2 separate regions of the Homo sapiens genome follow, and region 1 is linked to region 2. Evidence: chromatin contacts called from ENCODE Hi-C or POLR2A ChIA-PET data. All regions are on one chromosome and are shown on one strand. The core of a region is the stretch at or near the end of the contact, and the rest is flanking DNA. Distances in the headings are between cores, read along the strand shown.

Region 1 (2,724 bases), core at 191-2,690, 91 kb before region 2:
GCATTCCTGAAAAGTTTATTAGAGAAAAGCAAAGGTCAGCTGTAATCCCTAGTGAAATAATAAGAATATTGCTTTCTCGGCAGGGCGCGGTGGCTCACGCCTGTAATCCCAGCACTTTGGGAGGCCGAAGCGGGCGGATCACGAGGTCAGGAGATTGAGACCATCCTGGCTAACATGGTGAAACCCCGTCTCTACTAAATATACAAAAAATTAGCCGGGCGTGTTGGCGGGCGCCTGTAGTCCCAGCTACTCTGGAGGCAGAGGCAGGAGAATGGCGGGAGCCCAGGAGGCGGAGCTTGCAGTGAGCCGAGAACCCGCCACTGCACTCCAGCCTCGGCGACAGAGCGAGACTCCATCTCAAAAAAAAAAAAAAAAAGAATATTGGTTCCTCAATCAGTCATACTCTGGTTGGAAAGAGGTACTGTTCATTAAAAAAAAAAATTACATTCTGGATTAGTAAATTTCATATAAAGTCTGAATTAATTTTTACTAATTATTTACTAATGTTGATCAGTTTTGTTTGTTGCAGAGCTGACAGACTTATTGCTTCTAAAAACTAATATTCCAGTGTTCAGCAGGGTCTAGAATTCTGTGGCAATTAATGGTCATTGTTTCTATGGAGATTTTATTACATTATTCTTTGGCTTCTATTGCTAAGTACTATGTAAGTCTAAATTTTTCGGTACTCTTTTCTGTATTGGTTTCAAGACTTGTTTGAGTTACACAACGTTACAACAAATGTTTAAATATCTTTTATTCTGTTCAAATTTTGTTGCCTTTCCTGAATTGGAAGATCCATAGCTTTCAACAGTTTTTGAAAATTCTCAGCCACTGTGTTTCTTTGTTCTTTCCTCTCCTTGAATTCCCATTGGATTTATTGGACATTCTCATGTATCCTTTATGTCTGTTAATTTTTCTTTCATATTTTCCCTTATGTATAATTTTTTGTGGTACATTGTCAGTTTTTTAATCGTCTGTCTTGTTTGATAATTCAACTTTATATAGTTATCAGGCCATTTAGCTTTTAATTGCTGGGTGTTTGTATGTCTGTGTACATATGTATGTACACATAATTTATAAAATTCAAGTTCTAATTTTTCTGTTTTTTTATGAGTGTTTTCTGTGTTTCTGATTTCTTTTATAACTCTCATGGCTGAAATTTTTGTTTTAATAGTCTTTCACATTCTGTTATCAGTTTTTTGGGATCTACTCCCTGTTTGTATGTGCTACTCTTGTTTATTTTGACTGGAAGTTCACCTCTGGCAGGAGTATATCTGCAAATACTATACTGTACGGACTAGATTGGACAGAGGTAGTTTTTTTCCAGAGAGATTTTTCCTTCCCAAGAGTTTTTCCTGAGTCCCAGGGCTTTTGTGGCCATTGAGCCATTTTTTTTTTCTTTTTTTTGAGACAGAGTCTCGTTCTGTTGCCCAGGGCGGAGTGCAGTGGCGCAATCTTGGCTCACTGCCAACCTCTGCCGCACAGAAGCACAGATTCAAAGCGATTCTCCTGCCTCAGCCTCCGGAGTAGCTGGGATTAACAGGCTCCCGCCACCACGCTCGGCTAATTTTTTGTAGTTTTAGTAGAGACGGGGTTTCGCCATGTTGGCCAGGTGGTTCTCGGAACTCCTGACCTCAGGTGATCCGTGAGCCATTTTTATGTCAATATTTGTGGTAGGAAGGGGGCAGTAGGGGGAATTGGCAGAAACTGTAGATGAGAATTTAAGGTTGTACAATCTTAATGGAGACTTCTGGCCTTTGGAAAAGCAAACAAGCTTTCTCTTGTGTCTTTTTCTCTTTTGTGTCAATACTACTTATTAAATCTATTTTTTTAACTTAGTGATTTGAAATGGCACTGTGATAATATACCAAACTTTTTGTGTGTATATGGGCTATTTTGCCTTTAATTGGGTGTTCTTGGACAAGAATTAAAAATTCTTATTTACATAAGCAAAACTTTTTCAGTAGTCATTTTTGATAGTATTTGATGTTCTAATTTACATTTCATGTTCAGTTTGTGAGATGTTTTAGGTATTATGTCTCTTCTGGGGATAAGCAAGAATATCCCCAGAAGAGACATAATACCTAAAACATCTGATCATTTTAGTACTTCCATTGTTGAGTGACCTAAGGTGATACACCTAAGAGTTATTTTATTAATATTTTATTAATTAACCCATTATGTTCAACTTTAATACCCTAGCTAAACTTTTCCAAAGGATGATAAATTTTTGTGAATGATAAATTTTGAAGTAAGTTTTTCTATTTGCTGCTAAATTTAATTTCATTAAGTTTAAGCATCAGTTATTAAGACTACCCTGTGGTAGTGGGATTGGACAGATTTGTTATGGTTAGGGTAGAGCTAGGACCACTGGGAGAAGTTATAGGATGATGTGATTTTGGATCAAAACTAAAAAGAACTTGTCTTTCCAAAGAATAAAAGGGGTTTATGGGAGGTATTCATCCCTGCTTTTCAAACATAGGCTGGCTGCCTGTTGAGCTGGGTCTAATCTCTGAGTGGCTAGTTGGATTAGATGGCCCTTTCTTACTCAGAAATCTTATGAAAGGAAAAGCAGGTCAAGATGGTAGATTTTAAGGGGAGGAAAGCTTCTGTACATGGTGTAGCTGTTTTACGGTATGAATTTCATGTTGTAGTGTTAATTTTTGAACAGTTTTGATGACATGTTCTTTTGTCTTCAAAAACTGATTTTATGTGATTTGAAAA
Region 2 (2,700 bases), core at 119-2,618:
ATGTATTTTGTTTTATATTCAATTCATTTATGTTTTTATACTTTTTTTATTTTCTTTGCCAACTTACCTGTAAATTTTAATTCATTTATTTTCAGTTCCTGTTTTCTAATAATTTAGGCTATACATTTTCCTCTGGACTTCTTTACCTGCACCTCAGATTTTGATATATAGGTATTTTGTTAGTCTTCCAGTTTTTAATTTTTTTAAATTGTGAATATTTCAAACATATAGAAAAGCATAGAAAATAAGAGAAAAAGTCTGTGTTCCTCCACCTTCTGTTCGCTTGAATTTTTTAAATAAAAGAAAACATTAGCTACAGTTGAAACATCTTGTATAACCCCCATCAAATTTCCCTGCATTTTCAGAGGTAGCCACTGCACTGAAGCTGAGATTTATCATTTAATTTCATGTTATTATCAATACCATAGGTAGGTATCCATAACTAATGTAATACTATTTTGCATGTTTTCAAAATTTATACAAATCATTCTGCCATTTGCGTTATTCATTCAATATTAACTTTAAAATTTATTCATTTTGAACTAAGAATATGCCACAATTTATACATTCCCACTTTCAGCTGGGCTTTCTTTAAGCTTTTTTATTTTTTTTGGAGTGTGTTATATATTTTTCACATGTGTAGATTTTTAAAGGATCCTTTTCTAATATTGCATTTTTGTCAGTGAATATGACCTATATGACACCAATTTCCTGAATTTGTGGAGAGTTCAGAAAGAAATTATAAACCAAAAAAGAAATTTATTTAGTCTTGGTTTAGAATAAGAATGTGTCAACAAGAATGTGAAGCTTTGGCAGGAAATGATTTCATTATCTGAAAGTTTGAGTTTTCAGGTTACTATACCAGACTGGTTGTTACCCTCTTCAGTTAAAAAATAAGAGGGAGTTGGGGAATATTTATTTTCCAGTGACCTCAGAACATAGGAAACAGAATCAAACAGGTGGGGAAAGGTCTTATTTAGATTTGCATTTCTGCGTTGTCTCTTGCTTTTGCTATGAAGAATCTAGCAGTTACGAGTTTATGAGTCAATAGCAGGTTCTTCCTGAGCTATTCAATACAGAGTTCTTGGGATTTCATCCAGTGCCAAACACAAAGTTCCTATTTAGTGAATGCAGTATTCATTTCAAAATATATAAAATATGTTACTGTTGAGTTAATCCACAGACTATAGTTACAGGAAATGGAAATTTGCTTACTTATGTTGATGAATTGTGTTGGTAAGTTCCATTGCCACCTAAATTGTGCAGGCTTATCAAACCTCTGCATCTAGTTTTTCTCCTTGCTAGCTATGTAAATAAAATTAAAATGTGACCGTGTTAGTCATTTCTTGCATTGCTAAAAAGAAATACCCATGGCAGGGTAATGTATAAGGAAAAGCTTAATTGGCTCATGGTTCTGCAGGCTGTACAGAAAGCAGGGTGCTGGCATCTGCTTCTGATGAGACTTCAGGAAGCCTGTAATCATGGCAGAAAGCAAAGGGGGAGCCGGAGTATTGCATGGCAAGCAGGAGCAAGAGAGAAGGGGAAGGGACTGTGCACTTTTAACAACCAGATCTCGTGTCAACTAACTGAGCAAGAACTCACTCATCATGCTAACTAAGCAAATCATGAGGGATCTGCCCCAGTGATCTGAATACCTCCTGCTAGGTAATGTAATCCCTCCACTGGGGATTACATTTCAACATGGATTTGGAGGGGACAAACATCCAAACTGTATCAGTGACTAGCAAATTCTAACCCAAATGCAATAATTGTTAGAGTTTTCTCTAACAATTCCTTTGTTGCCAATTATATAGTCAATATCTGTAAATGTTCCAAACTATTGAAAGTATGCTTTATACTTGTTAAAATCAAATTTATTAATTGATAACATTCTCAGTTCCCAAACTGTGTTTCTGGTTCAGTGGGTGTGGGTTAGGGTTCAAGAATTTGCATTTCAAACAAATTCCCGGCAGCTAATGCTGCTGGTTTGGGGAACACACTGAAAGTCATGCATATGGTTTTCAATTTGCCTTTCTTCTTTTGCAATTTCTTCACAGTTTCTTATTAAATGAGTGTTCTTGTTTTCAAGGTTTTAAAATATTTACTAAGTATTTTTATACCACTTCTATAAATTCTACAAATTTGGAGAGGAACAGAGACTGCAACATGTGTTTGGCTCCAGTTGGTGGTTCTCTTGGTGTTTCTTGATATTTTCTCATCATGTCACACAGAGAATATTTTTTTCAGAAATAAGTCAAATTGAAGCTTTTTTCCTCTTCAGTGAATTTCTTTGTTATCCACCCTGACAAAGTCTGAATATGCATGAATGCTGTTCTCCAATTGACCAATATTATGATTTTTATCCCCTCGAAGAAGGAATTGCTTGGAATAATGTAAGATGAGACAAGTGTAAGTTTTTCCCACTTTTGGTAACAAGGACAGGGTGGTTTACTCACCTAATACTATGAGGACAATATAGGAACCCAGGTATAAAAGTTTTTATGGAATCTTAGCCCTAATGTTCTGTTAGGTAACAGTCTCTATAGACTTAGTCTTCTGTTAGAACAGATAAATATGTCCAGTCAGATGAAACAGGTTTTTTTCCTGACAACTAATCCTGGTAACTTTCTGCCTGTATCTGGACACCTATTTTGAATAAACTAGCTTGCATTTCCTACCCACATTTGCATGGAGAATACA

What was found. Hi-C counts contacts between places; a loop is a spot of excess contacts on that map. ChIA-PET counts read pairs that join two places held with the same protein, here RNA polymerase II (POLR2A).
Region 1: a map of thyroid gland shows a loop between it and region 2 (2.3-fold over the local background). The contact joins two enhancer-like sites. A Hi-C loop is called at or near these places in 2 of 168 maps with a recorded cell type or tissue (sciatic nerve and thyroid gland). POLR2A ChIA-PET finds 5 or more read pairs at or near these places in 1 of 52 experiments (T-cell).

The regions. Positions count from the first base shown.
Region 1 is chr14:55,598,076-55,600,799 of GRCh38, forward strand. The region is part of intron 1 of KTN1 (kinectin 1); the gene reads left to right. Among named protein-coding and RNA genes, the nearest start is that of KTN1, 19 kb to the left of the region's middle. Within about 2 kb of position 1,441, at least 8 of the 41 ENCODE cell types and tissues checked have a DNase peak (open chromatin) inside an H3K27ac peak, as active enhancers do.
Region 2 is chr14:55,689,148-55,691,847 of GRCh38, forward strand. No RefSeq gene overlaps it. Among named protein-coding and RNA genes, the nearest start is that of LINC00520, 110 kb to the right of the region's middle. Within about 2 kb of position 1,369, at least 3 of the 41 ENCODE cell types and tissues checked have a DNase peak (open chromatin) inside an H3K27ac peak, as active enhancers do.